2 separate regions of the Homo sapiens genome follow, and region 2 is linked to region 1. A link is a loop called in an ENCODE intact Hi-C map of the cell type or tissue named here. Cell type or tissue: endothelial cell of umbilical vein. All regions are shown on one strand.

Region 1 (8,000 bases):
ACTTGGCCCAGGAAACCATTTTTCCTCCTAGGCCCCTGGGTCTGTGATGGGAGGGGCTGCTGTGAAAGTCTCTGACATGCCCTGGAGACATTTTCCCCATTGTCTTGGTAATTAACATTCAGCACCTTGTTACCTGTGCAAATTTCTCTAGCCAGTTTGAATTTCTCCCCAGAAAATGGATTTTTCTTTTTTACCATATTGTCAGGCTGCACATTTTCCAAACTTTTATGCTCTGCTTCCCTTTTAAACATAAGTTCCAATTTCAGATAATGTCTCTCAACTTCAAAGTTCCACAGATCTCTAGGGCAAGGGCAGAATGCCACCAGTTGCTCTGCTAAAGCGTAGCAAGAGTGAACTTTGCTCCAGTTTCCAAAAAGTTCTGCATCTCCATCTGAGACCATCTCAGCCTGGACTTCATTGTCTACACTGCTATCAGCATTTTGGTCAAAACCATTTGACAAGTCTCTAGGAAGTTCCAAACTTTCCCACATTTTCCTGTCTTCTGAGCCCTCCAAACTGTTCCAACCTCTGCCTGTTACCCAGTTTCAAAGTCACTTCCACATTTTTTGGTACCTGTATCGCAGTACCCCACTCTCTGCAGTACCGATTTCCTATATTTGCCCATTCTCACACTGCTATAAAGAGCTGCACAAGGCCAGATGCAGTGGCTCATGCCTGTAATCCCAGCACTTTGGGAGACCGAGGCAGGTGGATCATCTGAGGTCAGGAGTTCAAGACCAGCCTGGCCAACACAGTGAAACTCCATCTCTAATAAAAATACCAAAAATTAGCCAGGTGTGGTGGCAGGCACTTGTAATCCCAGCTACTCGAGAGGTTGAGGCAGGAGAATTGCTTGAACCTGGGAGGCAGAGGTTGCAGTGAGCTGAGATTGCTCCACTGCTCTCCAGCCTGGGTGGCAGAGTGAGACGCCATCTAAAAAAAAAAAAAAAAAAAAAAAAAGAACTGCCCAAGACTGGGTAATTTATAAAGAAAAGAGGTTTAAAAGAGGTTTAATCGACTCACATTTGCACATGGCTGGGGAGGCCTCAAGAAACCTACAATCATGGCAGAAGGCGAAGGGGAAGCAAGGACCTTCTTCACTTGATGGCAGGAAAGAGAGAGCTAGCAAGAGCAGGGAAAATTGCTTTATAAAACCATCAGATCTTGTGAGAATTCATTCACAATCATGAGAACAGCACTGGGGAAACTTTCCCCATGATCCAATCATCTTCCACCGTGCAAACACTGCTCACTGCAGCCTCAACCTCCTGGGTTCAAGTGATCCTGCCACCCTAGTCGCCCCAGTAGCTGGGACCATAGGCATACACCACCACAGCCAGCTAATTAAAAAAAAAGTATTTGTAAGGTGGGGGGGTTTCCCTATGTTGCCCAGGCTGTTCTGAAACTCCTGGGCTCAAGAGATCTTCCTGCTTTGGCCTCTTCAAAGTGCTGAGATTACTGGTGTGAGCCCCCACGCCTAACAGAACAAAAATTTTAAATGTGTTTGTTTACCTTCTCGGAGATAAATATGGTTAATGCCTTGGTGTATGTACTTCCAGAATGCTATTTACGTGTACATGTGCACATGAACGTAAGTGCACATCAAACACTTTTTCAGTCATAATCTCATTTCAGTTAAGAATATATCATTAACATCTCTTTAATCGATAAAATTGTTTATTACATAATTTTAAATGGTGTTTAAGTGGAGTCAAGTCACTTTGTTTTTTTTTTTTTGAGACGGAGTCTCGCTCTGTCGCCCAGGCTGGAGTGCAGTGGCGAGATCCCGGCTCACTGCAAGCTCCGCCTCCGGGGTTCACGCCATTCTCCTGCCTCAGCCTCCCGAGTAGCTGGGACTAAGGCGCCGGTCACCATGCCCAGCTAATTTCTTTATATTTTTTTTAGCAGAGACGGGGTTTCACCGTGTTAGCCAGGATGGTCTCAATCGCCTGACCTCGTGATCCGCCCACCTCAGCCTCCCAAAGTGCTGGGATTACAGGCGTAAGCCACCGCGCCCGGCCGTCACTTCTGCCATAAAAACTTTCCCTCATAACATACCAAGAGATACCATTCTTGATAGCCAATAGTAACCAACTTAGCTATCTTCCTTTTCATAGAAAACTTCTTGAAGAGTTATCTACATTTCCCCTCAGTTTTGAGTCTGCTGCAATGTGACTTCTGTCCTTACCCTTTATAGAAACCGTTCTCTTCAAAGTCACCCTTGAGCTCCTTACTGTCAAATTCTGTGAAAACATCTCTTGACTTTGCTTGACTTTCTAGAAGCATCAGACATTGCTGATTACTCCCTCCCTCTTGAAGCCCCTCTCTGGCTGGCTGTTGAGACTTATATTCTTCTGGTTTTCCTTGTACCTCTCCTATCACTGCTGGTTGTTTTGGTGCTTTGGTGAGAGATCCATATACCTTAAATACGGATTTTCTTCAGAGCTCTGTCTAAGCATTTGCCTCAGTTACCTTATCTTCCCTGGGTAATCTCAAACACGTGCAGGGTATCGGCCACCTATGTGCTGATGGCTCCCAAATCTGTCCCTGTGGTGCAGACTCTCTCCTGAGCAGCACACTCATATATAAAAGCATCCTTTGGACATATTAGTTACAGGTTTCACAGACATCTCAAACTCATCTTTTGAAAGTAAACTGTTCTTTATTGCCCTGTCTGCTCTCCTTCTGCCCCTCTTTCTGTGTTCCCTATCTCAGTGACTGGTAGCATCATTTACCAGTTGCTCGTGGAAGAACTTACCTGGGTTTGAAGCCACTTGTACTCCTCCTTTTCTCCCATTCTCCATCTAATTAATCATCAACTTGTGTCTATTTTGCCTCTAAATATCACTTGGATCTACCGAATTCCCTCTATTCTCATTGCTACAACCTGATTTCAGGCCCTTTATATCTTGCTTCATTTCTTACAATAGAAATAATAATATTTTAGATATATTTGGTTAAATCAAATATATTATGAAAATTAATTATCTTTTTTCCTTATATAAATGTAGTTACTAGAAAATTTAAAACAGCATATATGTCTCATATTATATTTCTATTAGATAGCACTGATCTATACCTTGGCTAACTTTCAAACCTCTTTTTATATTACTAACATTTTAGTTTTTAAGTTTAACTGAGCTTAAAATGTATTTAAATTTAATTAATCCAAGGTGCTATTTTGGGTTAATTGGCCTAATACTAGTTACAACATTTTAAGTAAATTTTGTTATACCTAAACTGTCTTTCTTCCGTTCTTCCTTGTTTCCGTCTTTCTTCTCGAAATAAAAGTGCCCTGTCTATTCATATTCTTTCTTGTGCTATAGTATAGCTCATGTAGGCTTCATTATGTAATGGAATGATTTCCTTACACGTCTGTCTTCCTCTCTAGCCCGTGAACTCTTAGTGAGAGAAACCATATCTTAATCATCTTTCCATTCCCAAAACTTAATAGGCACCTATCACATAGTAGCATCTCAATATATAGCTGGCTTTCCATATGCACAGGTTCTACATCAACAGATTCGACCAATCACAGATCAAAAACATTCAAAAATAAAACCAATAATAATAATAATACAACAATAAAAGACCATCCAAATAAAAACAATACAGTATAGCAACTTTTTGCATAGTGTTTACATTGTGTTAGGTATTATAAGTAATCTAGAGATGATTTAAAGTATGTAGGAAGATGTGAATAGGTTATATGCAATTACTATGTCATTTTATATAAGAGATATGAACATCATCGGATTTTGGTATCTGTGAGGATCCTGGGCCAACCTCCTGTGCATACTGAGCGACGACCATATACAGTTTGAGAGTGTGACTCTAAACAAGCAGGACCCTAAAACTTGAATTAATTCTGCCTATTGTAGGCCAAACACTGTCATAGATGACTCTCTCACAATGAAAAACTGTATTTGGAGTTGATATTTTCCCTCCTAAAATGGAAACTTTTTTTGCTTATAAAAGTAATAGCTGACACACTTTCAAGTAATGCAGAAAACAGTATGACAGCCTCCCAGAAAAGCCAAGTGTTGTTATGACCTTAATACAGCTCATTATTACTGTCAAGACATTCTGGTTACTCTACTCTAGGGGGCAGACTTGAACCAGCATTTGGACAGGTAATGCTGGACGCAAGCCTCAGTGTTTGGCCAAAGACAAAATCACTATCGTTACGTTTTTCTTTTCTTTCTTTCTTTCTTTTTTTTTTTTTTAGAGTCTGTCATCCAGCCTGGAGTACAGTGGTGTGATCATAGCTCACTGCAGCCTTGAGCTCCTGGGCTCAAATGATCCTCCCCACTCAGCCTCCTAAAGGGCTGGGATTACAGGTGTAAGCATCAAATCTCTTAAAAGCTTCTTCACTATCATGAGAAAAACATGGGGGAAACTGCCCCCATGATCAAATCACCTCCCACCAGTTCCCTCCCTCAACACGTGGGGATTACAATTCGAGATGAGATTTGAGTGGGGATTCAGAGCCAAACCATGTCAGATGGTAAACAAAAATCAAAGAAAAATATAGCATAATGTCATGAAGAATCAAAAACAGTTAGGAAATAGAGATAACGGGAATGCTTTTTAAGAGTGAGTTTCCAAAAAAGCCTGTCTGATGAGGTGGTATTTGAGCTGAGGTATGAATGAAATGAGGGAAAAGGGTCTCAGGCAGCAGCGCAGCAGTGTAAAGGCACTAAGGTAAGAGCTTGCTTGGCTTCTTTTAAAAATAGCAACATATTCCTGGAAAGGAGTGCATGACAGGTGTGCAATGGAAAACGAAGCTGGAAAATGCAAAGGGTGGATAATCTGTTACCTAGGTGGTTGTTATTCTAAGTGTCATGGGAAGCTATTGGAAGGTTTTGAGTGAATCACATGGTGTGACAATTTCAGGGAGGGATACATCACAGAGGCAATATTGCTATGCCACTTCAGACATATTAGCATGCTGCTTTCCCAAAGTTCCGTCATTAGTCATTGTTAGCTCTGTGGCTAGAAGACAAAGAAGAGTTTCTTGAAGTGGGAAAAGAAATTATGGTACTCTCCTTCTAAGTTGAGAATATCCTCTTGGCAAACAGCATGGTGCATGAATAGGTTTGTTGAATGAGTGAAAGAAATAATGAATGAAACAACAGTGAAGGCATTTTTTTTTTTGAGACAAAGTCTCACTCTGTCATCTAGGCTGAAGTGCAGTGGTGCGATCTCCTCACTGCAACTTCTGTTTCCCGGGTTCAAGTGATTCTCCTGCCTCAGCCACCCTAATAGCTGGGATTACAGGCATGCCCCAACATGCCTGACTAAGTTTTCTATTTTTGGTAGAGATGGGGTTTTGCCATGTTGGCCAGGCTGGTCTCGAACTCCTGGCCTCAAGTGATCAGCCCAGCTTGTCCTCCCAAAATGCTGGGATTACAGGTGTGAGCCACCATGCCCAGCCAGCAAAGCCATTTCTTAAGTATTATAAACATCTTGAAACAGTTTCCTCTCTGCTTTGCTAATTCATGGATATTTACTAAGGGCTGCATGTACTGCAGCGTAATAGGTGGGGCACACCAAGATGAGTGAGACACAGTCCTTGCCTTCAAGGAACTTCAATTTTTGTTGGAAAAATAGACATATACACAAAACAGAATGCTTATATTGAGATTTTGGCTGAGGCATCAAGATACACAGCTGTCCTTCACTATCCATAGGGGATTGATTCCAGGACCCCCTGTGGATACCAAAATCCATGGATGCTCAAGTTTCCTATATAAAATGGTGTAGCATTGGCATATAACCTATGCATATCGTTCTGTATACAGTTGACTTTTGAACAATGTTGGCTTAAACTGTGCAGGTCCACTTATAAGCAGATGTTTTCAACCAAACACAGATGGAAAATACATTATTGAGGAATGTCAAACCAGTGTATATGGAGCACCAACTCTTCTTATACGTGGGTTCCAAAGGGCTGACTTCAAGACCTGGAGTATGCATGGCTTTTGGTGTACTTGGGAGTCCTGGAACAAATCCCCCACATATAACAAGGAATAATAACTGTACTTTTAATCATTTCTAGGTTGTTTATAATACCTAATACAATGTGAATGCTATATAACTAGTTGTTATACTGTATTATTTAGGGGATAATAAAAAGAAAAACAAATTTGTGGATGTTCAGGGCAGACACAACCATTTATCTTTTCTCAAATATTTTTTCATGGTTGGTTGAATCCCTGGATGTGGAACCCACAGATACAGAGGGCTGACTGTAACAGATGCTATGTACCAAAATTAGGAGTTTTGCAAAATTGATAAAATACCTAAATGTAAACCTGAAACTATAAATTTCCTAAAAGAGAACAAAGGGAAAAAGTTTTTGGACACTGGCAGTGGCAGTAATTTTTTGGATATCATACCAAAAGCTCACTATAAAAGCAAAAATAAATAAATGGGACTATATCAAACTAAAAAGCTTCTGCATAGCAAAGGAAACAACAAAATGAAATGGCAACCTACAGATTGGGAAGAAATATTTGCAAACTATATATGTATAAGGGGGTTTAAGCTGCCATATGAAGAAGCCCGTGGGGAAGGAATTGAGGGTGACCTCTTGCCAGTAGTCATCAAGGAAATGCCCTCATTCTGAAAACCTGCAAAGAACTGAATCCTGCTAACAGCCATGTGAACTTGGAAATGGATCCTTCTTTAATCGAGCTTCACATGACTGACAACTTGATTGCAGCCTTGTTGATAAATACCTAGGCAGGTAGGGGTGGGTCCCCGGTGAAATTCAACCTTCAAGTCAGAAACAGTCCCAGGTAAATCCTTGAACCAGATTGAGAACCCGCCCTCCTGTTTGGCGTGCTTTCCTCTGATTGATACTCAGCCTTCAACTATTTTACATATACCTACCCTTTCCTAATTGGTTTCCTACACTATCATGCCCATTTTTAAGTGGTGTCTTTGACTTTTTTGCATACTCACAAGCTAATCAGCACGCACTCCCTATTCTGAGCCCATAAAAAGCCCTGGGCTCAGCCATATTGGAAACTCTCTTACCTTCAGGCAGGGGAACTACCCCTGTGTAACTTCCCCACTAAAAGCTGTTTCATCACTCAGTAAAACTTCCTGCCTTGCTCACTCTTCCAGTGTCCATGTATCTACTTCTTCCTGATTGTGAGACAAGAACCCAGACCAAGCTGAACCTTAGTTCAGAGCAAAAAATTCTGCATCATTTTGGAGGCTTGTCTGGCATTTGTCAGAAGGTTGAGTAAAATGTGGACCCAACAATCTCTTTCACTTTTGTTTCTGAGCTTTCTTATCCTCAGACTTTTTCGGAAGGCAGGGGATACTGCAACCTGCCCCCTGCCCCCCTGTTGCTCTCAGGGGTCAGGAATGTTGGCCTTTGTCCAACCCAGTCTTTTCTATGGCATTTTCCTTCTTTTTTCAGGACTGTAATGGCACCTATCTTTTAGTGGGCATGTTCCACCCCCACCCCAATGGCCACAGGCATGCACACAAGACAGATTGGCAAGCTCCCTGCCCTGCTCCCCTCCTGGCTGGGGCACACAGCACAAGGGTCCCTCATGGCTGGCTGGCCAGCATTTCTCACTTGCCGTCCCCTCCTGCTAGGTGCCCAAGGAGTCTTTCCTCCCCTTGCTGAGCCAAGAAGGAGGAGACAGCAATTAAAAGTTTCTTTTCCTGTTGAAGAAACCCACTTGCATAAGAATAAATAAGAGGTTTCTACCCAAGGCATCTTCCCAGCCCTGAACTTAAGCTTTTTTTTCTTCCTTTTCTCCACCCTGTCAGCAGTTAACACAGCCCTGTAGATATAGGGAGTTTTCTATGCAAGAGTTTTTTTTCCTCCTTTTGGAAGGCATCTTGTTAGGCCACAGGACACCCTTTTTCGCTCCCTTGTTTGAAGAGGACCCAGCTCCTCAGCTTTACCTTAGCATTTGGCTTATGGTAAGGAGGCAGCAGAGGAGCAGTCCCGCTGGCTGCTGGCTGCAGTCTGG
Region 2 (8,000 bases), 430 kb after region 1:
TTGAACCTAGGTTTTACATATATTACCTGGTTTAATTGTCATGAAAACATCTTAGCTGGTAGAAATTATTAATCTCATTTTACAAATGTGAAAATGGAGTTTCAGAACATTCACTTAACTTGCCCAATATCACCCAGCTACTGACTTTTACCAGTGGCGGTGGCAGAATCGAAATACAAAGACAGACTCCTCTGGCTCTACTTTAAACAGCCGCTGTAAGTGGGGCAGCAGATCAAGTACAGTATACTACTATATACAGTAATGAGAGTGAATGGGAGAACTACATGTATCAATGTGGATAGATTTTAGAAACAAAATATCAAATAAAAACAAATTACAGATTGGTGCATATAGTTTCCTATCATTTACATAAATATTCAGACGTATGAAATATGTTACCAAATATTATTCCTGGCACTGTAAAGGGATAACAAATACTGAAAGGATACAACATTTCTGATAGTGCTTTAACTCCCAGTGAGCAGGTGATGAGAAAAATAGGATTTGAGATGGGGTCAATAGGTAAACTTCATCTGCTTTTTATTTTTAATTAAACACTGAATTAATAGAATGAAATAGTAGCTGCCATGTTATGATGATGGAAACATACGCATTGGGTAAACTATTTTTGGGTCTTTTTTATATCTTAACATTTTCCTCAAAAGGTTAGTACCTTTCCTCCACTCCTTACATCAGCAAAATTAAATGGAGTAAGATTAAGGTTACTTGCTTTTATTTAAAGCTTTAAAAAATCAGGAATTTTGCTCATTCTGAAAACATTTATTGAGCATTCTCTAAGTGTCAAGCCTAAGCTCTTGGTGATGCAAAACAATCCCAGTATCTAGAGATGAGTATCAAAACTGGCTACGTAATTTGTGGGGCTCAATAAGAAATGAACACGTAGACTCTGTTCAAAAGTTATTAGGAATCTTAAGACAGTGACAGCAGAGCATTAAACCAAATTTGGGCTCTTCTAAGTTGGGGGTCTGGTGCACAGGTAGTATGCCCATGAAGTCAGCAGGGGGTTTGTAGTTTAATAAATAGAGAGAGAGATGAGATGCATTTGTATATTCAGCCTACTTTCTTACTAGGCACAAACCACTGAAAGGCTTGCCATCATTGATTAGCTTGCTCCTTTCTAGTGAAAGCTGTGCTCAGGGCTCCATTCCCCCATTCCAAAGTAGCAGAAAACAGAATGAGTGAAGGAGGCTGTTCCAGCCTAAACACTAACTGCTACTGGAAACAAATGTTATATTATTGAATTGTAATAGAATGTAATAGAAGTCCTTTGTGTCCTGTGAGTCAAAATATCAGTGATTTATGAAATGCATTTCTTGACAAATACGCTGCATGAAATTTTTATTGTTATTTTTTCCCCGTCCTGGCTCTTAGAGAAATGTTAAGAAGCTAAAATCAGACCAGATGGGCCAACAAAATTATGCATCTCTAGTAGATACATTTCTGAGGACTTAACTGCTTTCATGATGCAGGAGTCCTGTTGCTAACAGAACTACTGAAGGTCAGATTCAAGGCTTTGCAGTCAACTTGATCTCACATAACCTGCTTATAAATAAATGAGACAGAAATGTTTTGTTCTTTAAAAAGAACCCTAAACTTCACCATGGTTTAAAAATCCAGAGTGTAAATCTTTTCCATTTTGATCACAAAGCATTTGAAATACCCTCTTATCCCAAGTTTTTCAGGAAAATAAAGGCTTAGGCATTTTGCCCTTCTTCTCCTAGTTAGGTTTGTCCTTTTCAACACTGTCTCCGTTGATACTTGTATATTATAGGCAAATTCCAATTTTGTTTTATAGCACTATCATTTTTTTTCAAGCAGAGAGATTAGGCCACTTAACTATACTTAAAGTGGTGAAGTAAATTTTCATTGATTTTAAAACAAAATATAGGTCTTATGATAATAAACAGTTCTTTATAACCCAGTACACAGTAGGTGCTCCATAAATATTTGTGGAATGAATATGTGGTGCTCTAAGGGTCATTTAAAAATTAGACTATAATATCTCTAAGTAACCAATTATTCAATTCCAAAGACATATTGATTTAAGCCATTAGGTCTACAATTATATTTTGCAACACATCATTGCATAACGCACCACTCCTACAGAACCAAAGCAAACTGAAGCCAAACACAATAAATTTCTGCATTATACATTTGCACAGGGCTTATGATTTTTATTTACCTATTCCATTTAATCCATACAATAAACTCTGAGCAGAGAAAGAATTATCATACAAGGAAAAGAGAGCCCAAGAAGTGTCTAAGCCCTGATAATCAGTGACAGACCCAGGCAAATGCCAATTTCTGACTCCTAATCTAATGCCTTTTGTACTGCACTGGACTCTTTCAACTGTGGTGCTAGGCAAAAGACATGGAAAAAGATGGAAAAATGAACCAGAATGGAAGAAAAACAAAAGTAATCAGCATTTCACATTATTGAAGGCTTTTTAGTTTTTGTTTTAATGTGTATTTACCATAACATATAGTCACAGTCTTGTCAAACGTTAGTTGACCCTTTTTCTGTGAATGATTAAAATTGAGCACAAGTGCACACAGAGGCAACAAGTCTATTAAAAATACAGGTAGTAGTCTATGAATGTCATCAGACTAGACTTCTAGAAAGCCTGCCTTCAGCAATTTCAATTTTAAGAACAAGAGCATCTCATATCCTAATTAAGAGGTAAGAAACTGTTGAAGGTAGCATTTGGTTCAACTGGCATTATTCTGTGCTTGGGCCACCTGAATAGTCTCAATACTGCCAATAATTGTTGTTATAGCATTGAAAAATCCACAGCTCCTCAAAATGTAGCAGAAAGGCAGGTAGTAGCTTGACTCGGATTTTAGTCAGCTGCAAACTAGTAGCATGACCTTGGGAGGGGGGCATCTCTCCACCCTCTTAAGCATCAATTTCTCAGAGAGGGACTGGACTCCACTATCTTTTAGATCCTTTGTTTCTAAAAATTTATTCCAGCAACATATTGGATATTCTATTCTAACAAAATACCTGAGACAGAAGTAGAAACTCCATAAACTGAATTTATGATGTAACTGGTAGTGAATTACACTAAGTGAAGAAATTGAACACCAAACTAAGCTTAGTCCTTCTACGAACTACCCCAGCTTAATGTACATGGTTGACTGTCTTTTGGGTTTTCCATACTTCCTTCAGGAATGCTTTTATTTCTATGTGATTAACTACTTTTACATTTCCTAAAACATCTATTTCCCACATTTTTGACTCTTCATGTCAAAGAACACATCCTGACACTGTCTTTGTCAGTGTTGCTTCTTGCTTTACTGAGACTGTAACTACTGAGAAAAATTCTGCCCTCATTCCCTTCCTCTAAAGGGTCTCTCTTCCCCTTCATTCTCTCTTTGTCCCACTCTGATTTCAAGGGAAAAAGCATTCTCATCTTCTCAAAGATAAGCTTCTCAATAATTGTATTCCACTTCCTTATTCCACCAGATCTCCAACCTTTCCCTTGATTCCTTACGGACCTTCCCGAGTCTAAAAGTTGTTTAGATATCTTTCATTCTACCCCAACAAAATTAAAACTAGTACTTTTCTCTTAAACCTGCCACTATATTTTAACATGAAATTTCTTAATAATCTGTCTTCTCCCACTTTCTTACCACTCAAAATGTCTCTATTTCTTTGCAATCTGTTGGCTGACCTCTTTATTATAGTAAAACCTTATGACCAAATTACTTAATCCTCTGTGAATTTCATAACTAACTTAAAATCTACTCTTCATTTTCTTTTCCAAATCTGTTTCTCTTGTGATCCCCATTTCTGATGACTTCAGAGTCCTTTCTCCCCTCATGTCCAATCAGTTGTCAAATCCAAGTATATTTTCTTACATGAATTCTCTTCCACTTGCCTCTCCACTATTCCAAGGTAGCATGTGAGCCCCAGTTTAGGTCATTAATATCTTTGGACTCGTGATAATTTTCAAACTGGTCAACTTTTTTTTTTTTTTTGTAGACCACAAAATCCACTTTTATTTGGTAGTTTTACATCTATAGCCAAATAGAAAGCAATGGGTTGACACAGTAATCTAGAGATTACCTCTGGAAAAAAGTAACGTGAGTCTGTCTAACCACATTTTCCTAACTCAACAGTAGGATCATGATAAGGCAAATGCAAGTTATTTTTACCATGATTCTCAAATGTGAATTGAATTCTGACTCATCACAAACTGGTCAACTATTTCTAAGATCTCCTTTCTTCGTATAGTATCACCCACTGGTGGCTGGTTTAAGTACAACAAAAGAAATGTTTCTACTGATATTAGTGCTATCTGAAATGGAATGGCTTGCCTGAAGTTGGCAATTATAACATAAAGTAAATAATATCAAAGCAATGAGAAGGCTAGCAGGAGACAGTATAATTTTGAGTATTCACTGCATGCTAGACACTGCATTAACCATTTTACATGTGTCATCTTACTAAATTTTGACAACCCTATGATATTACTTACCCCCTTTTGCAGATAAGAAAACCAAGACTAAAAGCATTTAAGCAACCCATGCAAAGCAACTAAGATGATAATAGAGCAGAGTTTTGAACTCGGGTAAGTCAGTGTGACCAGAATTTGTATCTTCAACATCCATGCTATGATGCCATCCCTGGAGATGCTCACTGTGGACTCTGGATGGGAGATGTTGCAAAGAAGCTTCAAGAGCTGAATAGACTGGCTAGATGATTTTTAAATCCTCTTCTTGACATCCCACTTGCATATTCACTTATATGTTGAGAACTACTATTGTAAAATACAATGCTGGGTTCTGTGTGAGATGGAAGCAAGTGGTATTCTGCAGTTTCAAAAGTGAGCTTGCACTCTAATGAAGGAGGTAGACATGCATATGTGTATGACTGAAGAAGGCAGAATGGAAAGCACACAGCATAGAGCTGGGGCTGGGTGTGGCACTATCCAGCCTGAAGCTGAGAAATGGACACGCTGCATTTTAAATCCCATTCCATTGACGTCGTTTACTTCAGGACATACTACCCAGGCCCCTGGAAAGCAGCGTGGATTGGATTTACACCTCATTTCATGAGCATGACTCAGATATGCATTGAGGTATATTTCTTGAGAGATTCTATGACTTATTTTCCTAGACAGTGGGGAGCTGGTGGCAATTCCTCAGTAGGTAAATAAAGTTGAGTAGTAATGAAGGAAGCTAGAATTACCAGCGTGGAAGAATAAGTCACAGAGAAACTGGAGGGAGGCATCTCAAGGTATACTCCAGATGTGAGATAACAAGGAAAGGAATCACACACACACATAAAAACCAGAACAGATTAAAGTTACAGTTCTAAGAAAGAATTGATGAAACCAGACTCCTTATAGGATATGGGTACCAAAGAAAGCGAAAAAAGTTAAAACTGATTTTTCAAAAGTGAGAATAAAGTGATGGGAAAAGTATTCTTTTAATAGTATAGAAAGTATGAATTTAGTCTGAGTGTGAGGTGCCAATCACAGTTACCTGGTTATTGTGATGAAAATATTCCATGGACAACTGAAAACATATTCTTAGTAATTTGTAAATGGGCCCAGGTCAGAGATTCAACCCTGGAAGTCATTTACATACTTGCCACTTCTGTTCTCTGTAGAACAGCAACAAAAGCAATTTCTGAGAGCTTTTAAAAATGCAGATTCTCAGGCTCCTTCTCAGGCCTACTGAATCAGAATCTGCATTTTAGTAAGGTTCCCTACATGACTTGCATGCACAAAGTTTGAGAAGCACTGTTGTGCATAGAGGGGATTGTTAAAGACTAGACATAGATAAGAAGGGTACTGCAGGTAAGATAGAACATGATTCCACATTTAGGAGATATAATAAGGAGTGAGCAAAGGAGAAAAGGAAAGGTGTGATGGTTAATAGTGAGTGTCAACTTGATTGGATTGAAGGAAGCCAAGTATTGATCCTAGGTATGTCTGTGAGGGTGTTGCCAAAAGAGATGAACATTTGAGTCAGTGGACTTGGAAAGGCAGACCCACCCTCCATTTGGGTGGACACCATCTAATCAGCTGACAGCATAGCTAGGATAAAGCAGGCAAAAGAAGTTGGAAGGACTAGACTGTCTGAGTCTTCTAGCTTCCATCTTTCCCCTGTGCTGGATGCTTCCTCCCCTCAAACATCAGACTTCAAGTTTTCAGCTTTTGGATTCTTGGACTTAATGACAGTGGTTTGCCAGGGGCTCTTGGGTCTTCAGCCACAGACTGAAAGCTGCATTGTCAGCTTCCCTACTTTTGAGGTTTTGGGACGCGGACTGGCTTCCTTGTTCCTCAGCTTGCAGACGGCCTGTTATGAAACCTCAACTTGTGATTCTGTGAGTCAATACTCCTTAACAAACTCCCCTTCATGTATATACATCTCTCCTATTAATCCTGTCCCTCTAGGAAACCCTAATACAAATGGTTAAAGGGGCAAGAGGAAAATCTAAATAAAAATGTCAAAGAAAGAAAGAGTTTAAGAATAGGTTAAGAAGGATAAGGACTGAGAAAACTCTACTGGGTTTAGTAACTAATTGGTCATTAGTGACCACCAAGAGACATTTCAGTGGAACAGTGGAAAAGGGATGGCAACTAGTGAGAAGGGATGAGGACTGTGCAGATGGTGCAGAATTCAGAATGTGGGAGCCATAACTCTGAAAAGTTTGGAAATTAAAAGAGACTGAAAAGTAGCTTAGAATACATAACAGGATCAACAGAAGGCTTTGTTTTCAGGGAGAGAAACTTTGAGCATGCTTGCCAGCAGGAGGCAGGGCACCACTGCCTGTGAAAGGGCAAATGGAAGAGAGAGGGGATCACTGGAGAAGCAAAGGCTTAGACGACATGGGAAAGATGGGATCATGAGCACTGTCTGAAGTCAGAATTGTGTTTCTTGGAAAGAAGAGAAGAGAGGTAAAGATAAATTCAGGATGAGGAAAGAGTGAGTTGATAAAGGATAGTCTAGATTTCCTCAGTACTGTGGAAGGTAGAATAGATTGGGGGAAGAAAATAGCAGGGAATGTAGCCAGGATGCTGTTGCCAGAATCCAGGGTAAGGTGAGGCATGCTTGGATTGGGAACATTAGTGTGAAATGGACAAGGAGAAGACACAGATGCAGATATGGGTACATCTCAAAAGAAAAACGAATGTATCTTCGGGCCTTCATAAACGATAGTAGGTGAAAAATAGAAAATAAATGAAGTTTTAAATTAGAGCCAATGGGACAATGATACTACTTTAGAAAGCAATACAGAGACAAGTGAGGTGATATTTCAAGAGAAAAAGTCTGAGTTTAATCTTGTCATGTTGAGTTTGAGGTAATGGTAACACATAAAAGTGAGAATGTTGATATCTCACTGGTTATTTCATTCAGCATGTATTTACTTGGGGCCTCCTATGTTCCTGATGCTCTTCGGGGGACCAGGAAGTAACGGTGGGCAAGATACTCCCTGTCTTCACCGAGCTTAAAACTTACACGGCAAGACAGACAGGTAACAAGGCACTGGGGTCAATCAGGTGAGAATTCAGACACTGAAGATACTCGCTTCTTACAAACTTGGGGGCGGAAAAAAGGCAAGAGAGTCTGCTCTGGACTGGCCAAAAAGGAGAGCCCTCATTCTACGTTAAGAGTAAGTAAACACGGCCGGGCGCGGTGGCTCACGCCTGTAATCCCAGCACTTTGGGAGGCCAAGGAGGGCAGATCACGAGGTCAGGAGATCAAGAACATCCTGGCTAACACGGTGAAACCCCACCTGTACTAAAAATACAAAAAATTAGCTAGGCATGGTGGCCGGTGCCTGTAGTCCCAGCTACTCGGGAGGCTGAGGCAGGAGAATGGCGTGAACCCGGCAGGCGGAGCTTACAGTGAGCCGAGATCGCGCCTCTGCACTCCAGCCTGGGCGACAGAGCGGGATTCCGCTTCAAAAAAAAAAAAAAAAAAAAAAAAAAAAACAGAAAAAAAAAACACAAGATGAGAATGTT

The links. Hi-C counts contacts between places; a loop is a spot of excess contacts. Peaks named below come from ENCODE experiments on the same cell type or tissue, not always from the same donor. Only the 100,000 strongest peaks of a DNase experiment are listed, where the experiment ranks them.
Region 2: a loop joins it to region 1, with 20 times the contacts of the local background. A loop is called at or near these places in 4 of 110 quality-filtered maps.

What each region holds. Positions count from the first base shown.
Region 1 is chr3:100,459,010-100,467,009 of GRCh38, forward strand. No RefSeq gene overlaps it. Among named protein-coding and RNA genes, the nearest start is that of TMEM45A, 30 kb to the right of the region's middle. RefSeq lists enhancers at 6,976-7,285, 7,015-7,515. In endothelial cell of umbilical vein, a CTCF peak has its summit at 4,097 (motif pointing right); a DNase peak (open chromatin) is centred at 4,112; H3K27me3 peaks cover 515 bases.
Region 2 is chr3:100,886,998-100,894,997 of GRCh38, forward strand. All of the region lies in intron 4 of ABI3BP (ABI family member 3 binding protein), which reads right to left. Among named protein-coding and RNA genes, the nearest start is that of ABI3BP, 100 kb to the right of the region's middle. In endothelial cell of umbilical vein, a CTCF peak has its summit at 6,786 (motif pointing right); DNase peaks (open chromatin) are centred at 4,264 and 6,794.